Regions from separate parts of the Homo sapiens genome. Here all the other regions are linked to region 1. A link is a contact called in ENCODE Hi-C or POLR2A ChIA-PET data. All regions are on one chromosome and are shown on one strand. Each heading gives the region's core, a stretch centred on a gene start or an enhancer-like site at or near the end of the contact. The rest is flanking DNA. Distances are from core to core; before and after follow the strand shown. Region 1 holds the start of PRDM11 (PR/SET domain 11). Region 2 overlaps TSPAN18 (tetraspanin 18). Region 3 overlaps TSPAN18 (tetraspanin 18).

Region 1 (4,702 bases), core at 568-3,067:
TGCTCTTTTCTCGGCCGGGCACTTGGCATCCAAAACCATGCTCAGTGCAACTGGAGGTGCATTCAGTTCTGAATTAATTGAAGTTATCTGCGAGTGCCTTCATCTCTTGGGCAGACCAAGACCTGCCTGAAGGATCTTGTCATTCTAATCGTGGAACCCCTCCCCCAACCCCCGTCCCCCAGTACCCGACACTCTGCCTGGCACCAAGCAGAGAAATACTCAGGAAACTTACAGTTGCATTGAACCTCATATAACGATAGGGTTGTTACTGTCTCTTGAGCATCTACTGAGAGCAGCTGGGTGCTGGGCCCTTTAAATACACTCTCATGGCTCCTTACACAGAGCCAGGAACGTGGGTATTACTGTGCACCACTTTGCAGATGTGGGAAATAAAGGCTCAGAGAGGTGAAGCCAGTTGCTCCAGATCACACAGCCAGTAACAGGCATGAGATTCCAAGAAGCTGTGTTTGTGACGCCAGAGTCAAGGGAAACAAATGATGTGGTACCCACAGTGCTCCCTCCCTCATCACCCCCACCGCCTCCAGCTCCACATCCAGATTCCAAAAGCCATGAGCACCCCCATCTGACCATGAACGCCCATCTGACCATGAACGCCCATCTGCGGATCGCCAGCAGCAAGGTTGACACGGAACTCCTTCCGCCTTGGGAGGAGGCTTCCCTGGGGTAGTACCCTCTGGGGGCCGTCTGGGCAACTCTTGCAGGGCTTCGTGGATGTTTGGGGAAAGCACTGGACAGCGCCTCGCCCAGGTGCCTTCCTGGGAATCACCAACTGGGGTTTACTGCCCCAATTTTGGAGCTTGCACAGAGCATCCTCCCTTGGTAGGAGAGACGTCGCCATTGGGCCACAGGACTTGTAGAGGACGCCACGAGAAAGGGGTTGATTGGGGAATGGTTGTCCTGGTTACGCCACCCTGCAGTGTCCCTTGCCCTCCTCCAAGGCTTCCAGCCCCATCGCAACCTGTCAGTTTTCCAGGCGCTCAGGAAAGCATGTCAAGCACTCAAGCACTCTGTGACAATTCCACCCCCGGCCCAGTCTTTCCCTCTTCACCCCCTCTCTGTGATGTCGAATCCCATTTCACAGATGGAGAAACTGAGGAATCGAGCAAGTGAATGCCGCTTAAACATCTTTTCCAAGCCAGCCAGGGACCAGCCCCTCCAGTTCTCAGAATCTCTCTCCCTCTGTAACATATTTTGACTTGAAGAACATGTGCGATTCGTGACTACAAAACCGCAACCCCACATAAAGAGTTAATATTTTTAACGAACCCCAAGCCCCTCACCCTCAGCCTTCGCGGGACGCCTGCGTCTCGCAACTTCAGTTTGTATCTCCAAACTGCTGAGCATTCAAAGGGTTAAATGGGACCGGGAGGGGGCCAGCCGCGGAGCCCTGAAAGGGTTAAAAATCCAAACGCGTCGACTCCCCCCGACTATTTGGTTCCAAATGGACAGCCACGCGACCGGGAGAGCCAGGGAGCCCCCCTCACAATGACTTTATTAAAATTTGAGAACTTTTACTTCTGACCCCAAAAAAGTATCCCAGTTCGAAAGTTCTCTCTTAACCTTTTCTTTTTTTCATCTATTTTTTTCTCGATTTCTCCACGGGCTGGATTATAAAACGCTCCCTCTCCCTTTGGGTTTGGAGAGCCGGGTTCCCCCCTCCGGGCAGGGCGCGGGCCTAAGGGGCCCCGGGAGTTTTCTCCGGGGCCGGGTCGGGACGCGGCTGGTGAGTCCCGGCTCCGGCCCCTGAATTGGGGGGTCCGCGTCTGCCCCAAACGCCGCTTTCTTCCGTTTTCCATGTCATTTCCTGTACTAATAAGATGGTGGTCAAAGCAGGGGAGGAGAGCAGCAGCGAGTCGCCGCCGCCGCCGCGCCGAGGCTGGCGCTGAAACTTTGCCTCGCCGGGGACCAGCGCGCCCGCAGCGCGGCCGCTCCCTCCGCGGGGGCCGCCAGCCGAGGCCGCGCCGCCTCCGCCGAGCCGCCCGCCGGGCCGCTCTCGCCGCCCGGGCCCCGCGGCTGCCGCAGCATTCCCGGGAAGGTGAGTCAGCCCCGGTAGCCAATGTGGCCATTGAAAATGGCTTCGGAGAGCGCTCGGCAGTTTGCCAGCGAGCGCGGGGGCCGCCGGTGCGGGGGCCGGGAGCGGCGGCTGGGGGCGGGGGCGGCCGGGGGTCTCGGCGCGGGCGCGGGGCGGGGGTCCGGACGGCGCCGGCGCGGGGTGGGGGGCGGCCCGCCGTGGCCGCGAGGTGGGTGAACCCTCGGCAGGTAGCTGCCGCCGCCGCGGGAGCCGGGGGCCGCCCTCCGCCTCCTTCCTCCCAGCTCGCTCGCTCCTCGCCTTGTTACAATGTAGCCTTTTCTCTCCGCAAGCGGCGCGCCCGCTGACGGACGTGGCCGCCGACCAATGGGAGTGGCGGCCCGGGCCGAGCGCTCGGAATGAGAACGCGGTGACACGGACGGGGCGGGGCGCGGACGCCGACGCCAGAGGGCTCGCCGCGGCCGCCGGCCTAGTTCTCGCGGACGCCCTCGGCCCCGCGCCGGGGGCTGCTGCGGGGTGCTCGGGGATGAAGGTGGGAGGCGTCCTTTGGGATGCGACGAAGCCTTCTCCATCGCGGTTCGCGATTGCCCGCGAAGCGTGGCCGAGCCGGAGGGCATTTCTGGAATGCGTTTTAAGTGTCAGTTGCGGTGTAGACTCTTCGGGAAACCTCTCCGGAGCGTAGCCTCCACCCCCCACTCGCAGTCCCCAAGGTACTCTCCTATGCAGAAACTGCAGAAACTTAGCGGCCAATGACCTCTCTCCGGTCAAGGCCAGCGTGCTCTAGGCGAGTCGCTGCAAAGAGAATACCAATGTCTTGGGCGATGCTGGTGAAAAATTGCTGGTGTGTGTCTAGAGCCCAGTTGGGAGATGGGGGCTTAGAACCCCCCAGGCTGGGCTGGGATTTAGGGGAGAAAAATGTGAAACGTCTCCTCTTTCCTAGACGTTTGCTTCGTGTGGAGAAAGGCTGTGCTGTATAATTTAGAGTGGCTGTAAGGAAACACACCCAGCCCTTTGTGCGTGGGGCCAGGAGGCAATGATGAGAGATTGCTCTTGGTACCTGGAAACCCTATAAACTTTGGGGGTTTGGGGACAGAAGAATTTTCTGTGGAGCATGATGCCTGTAGCAACCAAGCTGGTCCTTGCCCACATTTCCTCTTGGGAGGGAGGAAGGTTCGGGCTTTCCTAGGGTCATTGTTGGAGGTGTAGGGTCGTAGTTGGGGAGCAGGGCACAGTCTTTGCCCGCCGACTCTCTGAAAGGTGGACAAGCAGAGTTCTATAGGGCACGTGTAGAAACCTTCCCTTCTGGGAATAGAGCCCAGACCTCTTGCTGTATTCAGTTTAATGGAAAGGCTTTCTCTCTTTGAATTCTACCTCCTCCTCATAGTCACTGTCTGACTTTGGACTTCACATCGTTGTCTTTGGCCTCTCTGAGCCTTGTGTCTCCATCCCTGAGTCCAACAAAACCTGCCCGGCAAGGAAGTTGTGAAATTAAATGAGATAGCAAAGATGAAATGCCTGTTCCAGGGCCTGGCATACTGTTTAAGAAGTGTTCTCCCCCAGAATCACGGCAGAAGGTACTGACCTGGGAATATCAGAATTGCCCCCACAGACCCCACCGTGGTCCATCCAGTCTCAAACTGACAGGGCCCCAAGGAACAGCTGGTGGCAGGGTCTCGTTTCCTTCCCTGGTGACGTTCACAAAGATGAGGGACTCCCCTCAGTTGTCCTAGGAGTCCTAGATTGGTCATGATAGCCATCACCTCTGCACTTATGGACTCATTTGACCTGAGTTACAGTTCTGTCGTCTAGACTTCTTGGGTTGATGTGTTCCATCAATTTCTTCTCCTTGGTGTCAAGTAGGATTTCTCCTATTTGGATCTGCCCTCTCCTGGACTTACAGGGAGTTTCCCTGGTTCCAGGTTGTTGGCAAGTATAAAGTAAAGAACACTGGGGTAGGAGTCGGGAGTCCTGCCTGTGGATTCAGCTGCCTTCTTGGCCTGCTCTCTTGGCTGTCTCATAGGCATGACAAACCCACAGTGGCCAAAGGTGTCCATAATCTTCCTCTCTAAACCTCTTCTAGGGCTCTGATCTTGGCCAAGAGCACACTGTCCCACTACTCTTTAAGGCAGAAGCCTTGGTGTCTCTGTCTCTGTCACCCCAATCTACTCCATCTCCAGACCCAGATAACTTTATCCTCTCAAATGAACCCATCCACTTCTCTCCATCCCCTCTTCCCCAGTGTTGTAGTCAAGCCATCGCTGTCTCTCCCCAGGACAACAGCAAGAGCCTCCTAATGTCTACCTGCAGTCACCCCCTCATGGCAGTCAGAGTGATCCATTCCAAATAGGATCATATCAGGCATCCCATTTCCTGCTTTAAACACCTAGAAGTCTTTCCAGTGTGTTGGGGATAAAGAACCAAATTGGTGTAGTGACCTAAAAGCTACCGAATGATCTGGCCCCTGCCCTTGACCTCATCTTCTATCCTCTCCTAGATCTCTCTGAACTCCATACCCCGATCTCTCCTACATAGGCTGGCCTTTCCTCCTCAAATCCTTGAGCTGTTGTCATCTAATGAATAAATTAAGGTTAGCAAAGGGCACAGTGGGATGGGAGTGTCTGGTGGTCCTTAGTGCTTTCCTCTTACTATTTC
Region 2 (4,833 bases), core at 825-3,324, 280 kb before region 1:
GACCACCCTCAAGCTTCAGGTGAGCTGAGCTTCTAACACTACCATCAAAGCAACTGGAACCCCTTGAATTTGATTTCTGGAGACGCGAGCATAATCCTTTTGCAGACATCTCAACGCTGGCTCTCCAGGTAACAGAGGTTAGGCTCATTCAGCAAGGGGATTTCTGCTACTTTTGTTGTTGCTGTTGTTGTTGCTAAGGGTAACCATCAGCAGGGCACCTGTCATTCTCTTTCATGCATCAGTGTCTGTCTCTCCCATCACACCAAAGGTCCGTGGGCAGGATAGTAAGGGGTGCAGATAGTGTGAGTGGATCTGAGCCAAGGTTGCTGGGGTCTCACTAGATTAGCCAAGAAGATAACCCTCGGAGGGGCCAGACAGCTGAGAAGGCTGAGGTGCAGGCTAGCCCACCAGGTTGCTGGCCCATGCCCCTCAAGCTCAACTGGGGAAGGGTGGAACTGTTGCCCAGGTAAGCAAGAACCAGTGGTGGGTCAGAAGTAAAGGTTGGCTGCAGTGGGTGGTGAGAGGGCAAAGGCTGAACTGAGGTCAGATGCTGCATCATTTGGGAGCCAACACTCAAACTGGATTAAGCAAGACAGGCCATTTATTAGCTTTTTAAAATTGGTTTCTAATATATTGGTTTCTAATAATATATATTCCAAATATATATATTCCAAATAATATATTTGGGGCCTATTTATTGGTTTCAAGGCAGGCAGGGCTGAATCCAGGGCTCAAATGATGCTGTTAGGACCGTATCTCACCACATCCGTGTCCTCTGCCTCCCTCCTTGTGAGCTTCAGTCCTCGGTAGCCACTCTCCATGTGGCCGCAGGGCAGGCACCTGCAGATCCAGACTGACGCCTTGCTCATTTCAAATCCAATGGAAGGAGAGCTTCTTTTTCCCAGGCGGTCCAACAAAAATCCCAAAGTCAAGGCTTATTGGATGGTCTTGGGTCACATGACACCTCTGCCCAATCACTGAAACCTGGAGGATAAGATATGCTGATTGGCCAGACTGGGTCAGTTGGTCGGGGGGCAGTCGGTGCGGGGGTTGGTGGGGTGCGGGTGGTGCTGAGGGAGGTGGTCGGGGCTGTGGGGACTGGTCGGTGCTGGGGTGGGGGCGGTCGGTGCTGGGCGGGGGGTCGGTGGTTGGGGGTGGTGTGGTGAGGTCGGTAGGTGTCGTGGGTTGGGGAAGTCAGCCTGAATGCATGAGAGGGGATGGACTTGCAAGGGAAAATCCAAGCATTATTTTTAGAAAAAGGAGAAAGGAATGCTGGGCAGACAAAGCAGCAGATTCTCCCTACTGGTGTCATGTTGGGAGTCGGGGGCGATGAAGCACCCAGGTGGTCGCATGTGTCCCAGTTGGGATTCTTCCTGTGATTTATGGTACCAGGGTTGGCCTCTCTCTAAGTGCCTCATTTTTAGTGAATCTAGTATCTGAAAGCCCAAATTTCACACACACACACACACACACACACACACACACACACACACAGCCCCCATGCCTCTGATGGATCTGAGAGTGGTACTTCACGTTCCAAAAAGATTGTTCCAGAAGGTCTTTCTCATAAAGAGTCCCTGCACTCTCTGATGGCCGCCCCACTATTTCAGCCACCCCAGCGCCTGGCTGCCTTGAGTAGACCTCCACTCGCCGGGAAGGCCTGTTCCTTTTTCCCCCCACCTCCACTCCTTCATGGCTGAGGGGAGTTTCTTGAGCCTCTTTAGGGTTTTTTGCGCTAAATGGGCCCCTTCCCAGAAGACCAACCGCAGCCTTGCTTATCTGAAGCCCCTTAGAGGGACAGGGGAGCAGAGGGGGACGGGCACTGGTTGAGTGGAAGCTCCGTCTCTGGGGGCACGAGGGTACACGTGGCCAGGCCAGCCTGGCAGCCCTGCTGCCCTCCGCCGCGGCAGCTCTGTCCTACATTTAGGGTGCGATGTGTGATTTCATTTGAGCAAATATTCCTCTGCAGAAAAAATACCGAAAACCACAGCTTGTGATGCTGCCTCCCAGGCAGCTGCCCCTTGCTTGGTTTTGGTCAACCACAAACCTCCTGGCCCTCCCCCAGTCTCTCTCGCTCTGTGTCTCGCCTGTGGGCTCCAAAGCTCTGACTCACCATGCAGCCAGCTCAGCGCTCAGCACCACCCTGCCTTATATGGTGAGCTCAGCACCTCTGGGTCAATGAGTGTTAATTCATTTATTCAGCCAATGGCTGTTGAGTGCCTATCATGTGCCAGGAGCTGTTTAAATGCTGGGGATTGAGGGTGAGCAAAGCCCAAAGGTCCCTGTCCTCAGGGTTCCCTGACCTCTCCTCTGGGAGATCTCCTGAGGGCAGGACCCTCCTCTGGGTGTCTTGCCCCCAACCCCTCGCCTGATGTCTCAGACAGTGCTAAACCATAACTGGGCTGGCTTGGTAGATATGTCGGTCAGTTACTTTCCACAGCATTTTGTAAAGCCCCCACCTGTGCCTGATGCAGCAGAAATAGCAGAATGACTTGGTTCTCAGCCTTTAGGACTTAGGGTGTAAGGTGCCACTTGTCATGGCCCTGGGGAGGAGGAAGGGCAGCTGTTAGAGAGATCTGTATGCAGACCTGCTCCTGGAGTGTGCACCTGTTAATAAAACGAATCATACAAGCTCCACTTCCCAGGCATTCGTCATTCATTCAGATGCACTCAACAGGCACCTCAGAGGCCAGATTTTTAAGGGAGACGATCAAAGTCAAGACATCCAAGGTAAAGAATGGGAGGGTCCAGAGCTGAAATATAAAGGAAGGCTTGGGGGTTCAGAGGCCAGAAGGAGATGTTACTGCTGCACAGTGGTGGTGTAAAATCAGGGGATGCAAGGCCTGTGAGCTGTGCCTAGATATAGGCCAGTTTCGGACGTTAGAAAGGACATTCGGGAGGAAGACACAGTGAGAGCAAAGGCCTGGCAGTGGGACCCTGAGGCTTGAAAGACTGTGCCAGGCAGGAAGCCAGATGAACTCGGTTAGCCTTCTTTCCCGCAGGCCTCCAGGCTTGGCCGTGCTGGGCCTGGGGCCATCTTGTCTTCAAGGCTGCTTTCAACTACAGCTTGGGTACGGAGTTTAGTAGCGCCTCCCTTTTCCTTTTGTCCTCTTCTTCCCTGGGAAGGGGAGTTTTGGAGGGCCCTTTCAAAGAGATGGTGCTGCACAAAGACCAAGAGTTCTTAATCCTCTCATTCCTGAGATACTTTACAGAGCTTAGGGCTCATTTTCACTTAGAGCATTGCAAGCAGCTGCCCTAGTGGCATACCCTGGGCTGGAAGTTGGGAGACTTGGGTCCCTGCTGCACTACTGATGTCCTTAGCCTCCTGGCCTATAGTTTGTCAAGCTCCTTCCGCTTGAAACATTGTATTCCATGTCAGACCTGGGTTCGGATCTGAGCTCTGCTAGCAGTACAGCCTCAGTATTCTTATAAGTAAGTTAGAGATAGTAATAGTCACTTCTCGTAAGACTGTGTGAAGATGGAAGGAAATACTTGAATGACAGAAAGTGCTTAACAGAGCACCTGCCAGGGATCAGCATTCAGTGTAGTACTGATGCTATTTGGTGTTGTTATTATTTATATTTCAATCATATTAATATAACTCTGTGGGAGTCTTCAGTGTATAGGTGCCTGTTGGTCCATGTCCCAAAAAACTTGGTGATGGGGACCGGGCACGGTGGTTCATGCCTATAATCCCAGCATTTTGGGAGGCTGAGGCGGGCGGATCTCAAGGTCAGGAGTTCGAGAGCAGCCTGGCCAACATAGTGAAACCCCGTCTCTACTAAAAATACAAAAATTAGCCGGGTGTGGTGGCATTCGCCTGTAGTCCCAGCTACTTGGGAGGCTGAGGTGGGAGAATTGCTTGAACCTGGAAGGCAGAGGTTGCAGTGAGCCAAGACCGCACCACTGCACTCCAGCCTGGGTGACTGAGTGAGACTCCGTCTCAAAAAAAAAAAAAAAAAAAACTTGGTGATGGGGTGGGGTGTCACACCCCTCCCATCTCCGAAAAGTGTTGGGGTTGGGGCTGCCTTACCCAGAATCACATTTATTCATTCATTCACCAACACTTCATTGAGCACTTACTGTGTGCCTGGGCCTCTGAGAGGCACGTGGGGTCCTATTGGATAGGATGCTCAGGGTCCCTGCTCTCGGCAGCTCAGGTCTTCAGGCTGAGGCCTTGGGGAAAATCCCACCCCAGCTTCCCATGGCACCCGAAGCTTTGTTCAACCCTCCCTTGCCATCTTGGGCCTAAGGCCTGGGTGAAATGCCAGAGCATCCACTAAAATGGACTGGTCCAGTGTTGCACATGGACCTTATGGGGTGGATTGCCAAGTCCCAGTTCAGCATCAGGAAAACTAAGTGTTTCACGGGGAAGATGGGCTTGCCCTGGGTGCCAATGGCAAGGTCCTGTTTCATTTTTCACCCCCCTTTGATGCTTCTTTGGATCCTGAACTGCAAAGGGTTTTGATTATTTCTGGAGGACGCCAAGCCTGTACATGGAAGGTGCTGGGGGTCCAGTCTGCCCCTGTGTTTGCCTGGCGGTCTCCTTGTGGGTATCTCACCCTCTCTGGTCTCTGGCAGCCAGCAGAGCCTGCCATGTGGGGCATCAGCCAGAGGTTGGTGAATGGATGGATGGGTGGAAGGATCACAGTGGATTTACTGGAATCGGTGTTGTCCCAGCCTCAGCCGGGGTGGTTGGACATACCAATCTCTTGGCTTGTTTTTCTGTGACAATTTGATTTTGGCTCCCGTGGAATATAAGGAATTTTCAAGTAGTGGAATGGACTCAAAACAAATGGCTTTTGAGCTGATTAAGTTTCTCAGTTTGATTTC
Region 3 (4,390 bases), core at 821-3,320, 400 kb before region 1:
TTGAATGCCCTGTCACTGGCTTTGTTGCTATATGACCTAAGGTGAGGGTCCAATATGGGGCTGGATTTCAAAATAATCATAAAATAATCATGCGTGGGCATCTTTCTTCTTCAGGAAGTCTGGTTGGTACTGTACAGTTGAGCTAGTGCATTGCTGAGCATGTGTATTTTGAAGAGGCCATTCAAGTGATTTTAATATAATTTCATCCTGGTGGAGAAACAGTAAGTATAACCACTGACAACCTATTCAGGCTCCAATTCACTCATCAGTAGAGAGTAGGGTTTTCCTCACTGCACAGCACTGGAGCCCTGAGGCTCTAATGAGCTCACAGAGAAGATGGTCTGACCAGTGGCTAAAATAAATGAAGTGAACAGGCCAAGGATACAAAATGATGGCATGTATGATTCTACTTATATAAAGTTCAAAGTCAGCAAGAGAATCTAAGGGAGTCAAAGTCACAACAGTGATGACCTTTGGGCATGAGTTGGGGGGTGTCCAGAAGGGGCACGAGGTACTTCTGGGTGCTGGTGTGTTCATCTTCTCATCCTGGCTGGTGGGAACATAGGTATGCTCAGTTTGTGAATATTCATTGAGCAGTACACTTCAGATCTGTGTACTGTTCCCTCTCTGTTATACTTCAACGAAAAAAATTCTATTAAAAAACAAAAAACATGGCTGGGCGCGGTGGCTCACGCCTGTAATCCCAGCACTTTGGGAGGCCGAGGCGGGTGGATCACGAGGTCAGGAGATCGAGACCCTCCTGGCTAACACGGTGAAACCCCGTCTCTACTAAAAATACAAAAAATTAGCCGGGCGTGGTTGCAGGCGCCTGTAGTCCCAGCTACTTGGGAGGCTGAGGCAGGAGAATGGCCTGAACCCGGGAGGCAGAGCTTGCAGTGAGCCCAGATCGTGCCACTGCACTCCAGCCTGGGCGACAGAGCGAGAGTCCATCTCAAAAACAAAGAACAAAAAACAGCAAAGCTGATTCTAATCAGTTGAAAAAGTGAGAGAAGGTGCATAAAACTCCAGATTTCTGGTTTCCTTGACACATGGCATGGTCTGGTGGCAAATATGGGCTGGGGATAAGCAGCAGCTGCCCCCCGTGGGTGGGGCACGTTGCTCTCTTCTGTTTTGGTTCAGAGTTCCTGTTGGGGTTTGAGTATGAGACCCAAGACAAATGCTTCTCTCTGGGACTCCCAGCCTCTGTCAGGGAGTCTTTGCAGATGAGTGTTGGGTGAGTTAGAAGGGAACAGACGTCTCCTGGTCATGCTGGGGTTCAATCCTGACTCCACCTAAATTTACTATCTTGGTGATTTGGGGTGAGTTATTCAGCTTCTCTGAGCCTCAATTTACCCACTTGTAAAGCAAGGAGTGTAGTACCCACACCAAAATATTGTTTTGCCAAGAAGCAGTAGCTCATGCCTGTAATCCTAACACTTTGAGAGGTGAGGCAGAAGGATTGTTTGAGGCCAGGAGTTCAAGAGCAGCCTGGACAACATCGGGGGCCCTCTCTACAAAAAATAAAAAAATAAAAATTAGCTGCAGATGGTGGTGCATGCCTGTAGTCCCAGCTACTTGGGAGGCTGAGGCGAGAGGATTGCTTGAGCCGAGGAGTTAGAAGCTGCAGTGAGCTATGATTGTACTACTGCACTCCAGCCTGGGCAACAGAATGAGACCCTCTCTCAAAAAATAATTATTTTGGGGTTAGGACAAGATTATGATTAGAAAATACACGGTGTGCCTGGGCAGCAGAGATGCTCAGCAGAGCTTCATTTGCCCACTTCCCCCACTGCTTGCCTGGTGCTACCCCTTGTGCCTATCAGGAAGGGAGACTCAGTTCTTAGGGAGTAGTCGCCTGGACCCAGCCTTCCCATTGCTCATGTCAGGGTGAGATGTGGGAAACCCATTCTTGGGGCCCTGGCGGTTCCCTCCTCGCTGGCCCAGCCCTGTGTCCCCAGCCAGCTGGCATTGAAAAACGGGGCCTTTCTCTGACTGGTCAGGGCTAGAGGCCCAGGCGAGGTGGTGGCTGCAGCTCCCAGCAGCTAATTCTGCTGGTCACAGCGCCAGGCCCTCTCACAGGCGAGCATCTGCTTTGCCTTGTGGGGCAGCTGGCACCTAGGAACATGCCAGCTCCCTGGCATCTTTTCTCCATCCTGCCTGCAGCAGCCAGGAGCAGCCCTGCCTAAAAGAGGCAGCTCTCTGGGGCACAGAACTTCAGCAAGGAGCTCGTTGCTTGGATCTCAGCTGCCTTCTCGACTTTTTATTTAATCCCAGATATCCCTTGGGCAGGGAGATGTGGGGACCAAGGGACTTCCCTCCTCTAAGACTCAGTAGGCTTATCTGGAAAATGGGCGTGAATCATAGAGGCCTCTTAGGGCTGCTATGAGGAGGGACTGTTTGTACTGAGCCTGGTTTGTACTGAGCTGCTCAGGAATCTTAAATATGATCGTGAATATGACGGTTGCCATTACGACTGGTTATGAGGCAGCATCAGGGGAAGCCATTTGGGTCGACTTTGGTATAAAGGATGTGGTTTGAAATTGCCTGTGTCTCAGAACAATCTGTTTTGATTTATTCTACTGTGGGAATTTGAAAATGGCCCAAATGTTTCTCCTCCCCCCTCCCGTCTCTCTCTCAGCACTCAGATTTCCTCACTCCTGCACTCATCTCCTCATGCACACTCACACGCTACCTTCACACTTGCTCACTCTCATCTTTCCACACTCAAAGTGCAGGTGGAACTTCCAGTGGCCCAAATACTTTTCCTTCTACCTCAAAGGCTCACACTGTTTCCACTACACACACACACAAACACGTATGTGTGGTCATTCTCACACTCAAACTTCTCTCCCTGTCTCTCATCCCCCCAGTTCCCTCCCTCACCTGCAGCAGAGCTGCAGGGTCAGAAGACTTCGGTTCTCTCTCTGTCTCTTACTAGCCAGCTCTGTGGCTGTGTGATATGGGCCGAGTCACTCAGCCTCTCTGGGCCCTGGTTTCCTTTCTCTCAAAAGAGACAAACCACTGGTTTATGTTTAGAGAGATCATCATTTTCTGGCCGGGCATGGTGGCTCACACCTGTAATCTCAGCACTTTGAGAGGCCAAGGCAGACAGATCACTTGAGGCCAGGAGTTCGAAGCCAGCCTGGCCAACATGGTGAAACACCATCTTTACTAAAAATACAGAAATTAGCTGGGCACGCCTGTAATCCCAGCTACTTGGGAGGCTGAGGCACAAGAATTTCCTGAACCCCAGAGGCGGCGGTTGCAATGAGTTGAGATTGCACCACTGCACTCCAGCCTGGGTGACAGAGTGAGACCCTTTCTCAAAAGAAAAAAAAAAAAAAGAGACCATCACTTTCTTCCACAGTATTTCAGATGATCTGAGATAAGATTCTTACTACATCTTAAATTCCATGACTCTGCCAGTGAGTGGACTGGATCTCATTAGGCAGACCGTGTGCCAACCTGGAATTATATCAGTATTTTAGCCTTTTCCTGGTACTGAGGAGACATTGCTTGATTTCAAGCTAGAAATTAACACAAGTCAGGAGAAAATGGAAAGTTCAAGATCGTGATTTACTCTTCACTTTAGAGAAGCCACAGTGTCATAGCACCGCACTTTTATTCTTCTCATTTCCTCCTCATGCACCAGCAGAGATGACTTAGGGAAACAGAGGCAGCGGTCAAGTTGCCACTGTGAATGGGGGAGGGGCGGCGGAAATCAAGACAAAGATTTTGCGTTTCCTGCACCACATCCACCAGAAGGATCCACTTCCTTTTGGTGTGTATCCCTCCTCCCACCCACTTCCAGGGACAGAGAGCTAGAATGTATTGAGAGCGTACCACATTGTGTGTACCGCCCTGTTGAATCCTTGCAACAACCCTACAGGTTAAGTGTGGATCCATTCCCATTTTTGGGATGATAAGACTGGTGCATGGTGAGGCTAGGTAAGTACCTGGCCCAGCATCATACTGCATGTCTGGCAGAGCTGGATCTGCACCTGGGTGCTCTGGTTCTTGAGCTAAGCTTTTGACCACCACACCCTGCAGTCTTGAGTGGCCCTATGTCAAGGTGGAGTGGAAAGACACAGGATTTCAAGATGAAAGGCTTGAGTTTTAATCTTGCTCTGCTATTAATTTATTATGAGCCTTGAGCGAGTCTCTTATCCTCTGATGCTCAGGTTCCCCATTTGCGAAATGGAGAGAAAACTAAAACCTGTTGCTCAAGATTGCTGGGAGGCATGAGGGAGGTAAACTGCCTGGGACAATGTGAGTGCTTCCATATGTCAGCTCTTTTTGTGGTTTTCTGATTTGCCTTGGCAAACTTTTTTGCTAGGCATGTGGGCTTGCTACCTGGCATACAGGGCCCCACCCTGGAGTTAGAAGGATT

Evidence for each region. Hi-C counts contacts between places; a loop is a spot of excess contacts on that map. ChIA-PET counts read pairs that join two places held with the same protein, here RNA polymerase II (POLR2A). Pooled maps may share reads with other maps.
Region 2: a loop to region 1 is called in a pooled map, with 6 times the contacts of the local background. The contact joins the enhancer-like site here to the promoter of PRDM11 in region 1. A Hi-C loop is called at or near these places in 1 of 37 single-sample maps with no recorded cell type and 9 of 50 pooled maps. POLR2A ChIA-PET finds 5 or more read pairs at or near these places in 2 of 52 experiments (GM10248 and OCI-LY7).
Region 3: a loop to region 1 is called in a map of naive thymus-derived CD4-positive, alpha-beta T cell, with 25 times the contacts of the local background. The contact joins the enhancer-like site here to the promoter of PRDM11 in region 1. A Hi-C loop is called at or near these places in 1 of 168 maps with a recorded cell type or tissue (naive thymus-derived CD4-positive, alpha-beta T cell). POLR2A ChIA-PET finds 5 or more read pairs at or near these places in 2 of 52 experiments (AG04450 and T-cell).

The regions. Positions count from the first base shown.
Region 1 is chr11:45,144,822-45,149,523 of GRCh38, forward strand. It overlaps PRDM11 (PR/SET domain 11), which reads left to right and starts at 1,818. Exons shown (of 8, transcript NM_001384648.1): 1 at 1,818-2,056. LOC105376652 (a long non-coding RNA gene) reads right to left here and starts at 1,962. Exons shown (of 6, transcript XR_931241.3): 1 at 233-1,962. RefSeq lists silencers at 2,219-2,298, 2,379-2,568.
Region 2 is chr11:44,860,342-44,865,174 of GRCh38, forward strand. TSPAN18 (tetraspanin 18) reads left to right here. Exons shown (of 10, transcript NM_130783.5): 3 at 1-128. Among named protein-coding and RNA genes, the nearest start is that of TP53I11, 88 kb to the right of the region's middle. RefSeq lists enhancers at 1,157-1,784, 1,785-2,412, 2,513-2,562. Within about 2 kb of position 2,075, at least 12 of the 41 ENCODE cell types and tissues checked have a DNase peak (open chromatin) inside an H3K27ac peak, as active enhancers do.
Region 3 is chr11:44,745,073-44,749,462 of GRCh38, forward strand. All of the region lies in intron 1 of TSPAN18 (tetraspanin 18), which reads left to right. Among named protein-coding and RNA genes, the nearest start is that of TSPAN18-AS1, 11 kb to the left of the region's middle. RefSeq lists an enhancer at 4,307-4,390. Within about 2 kb of position 2,071, at least 6 of the 41 ENCODE cell types and tissues checked have a DNase peak (open chromatin) inside an H3K27ac peak, as active enhancers do.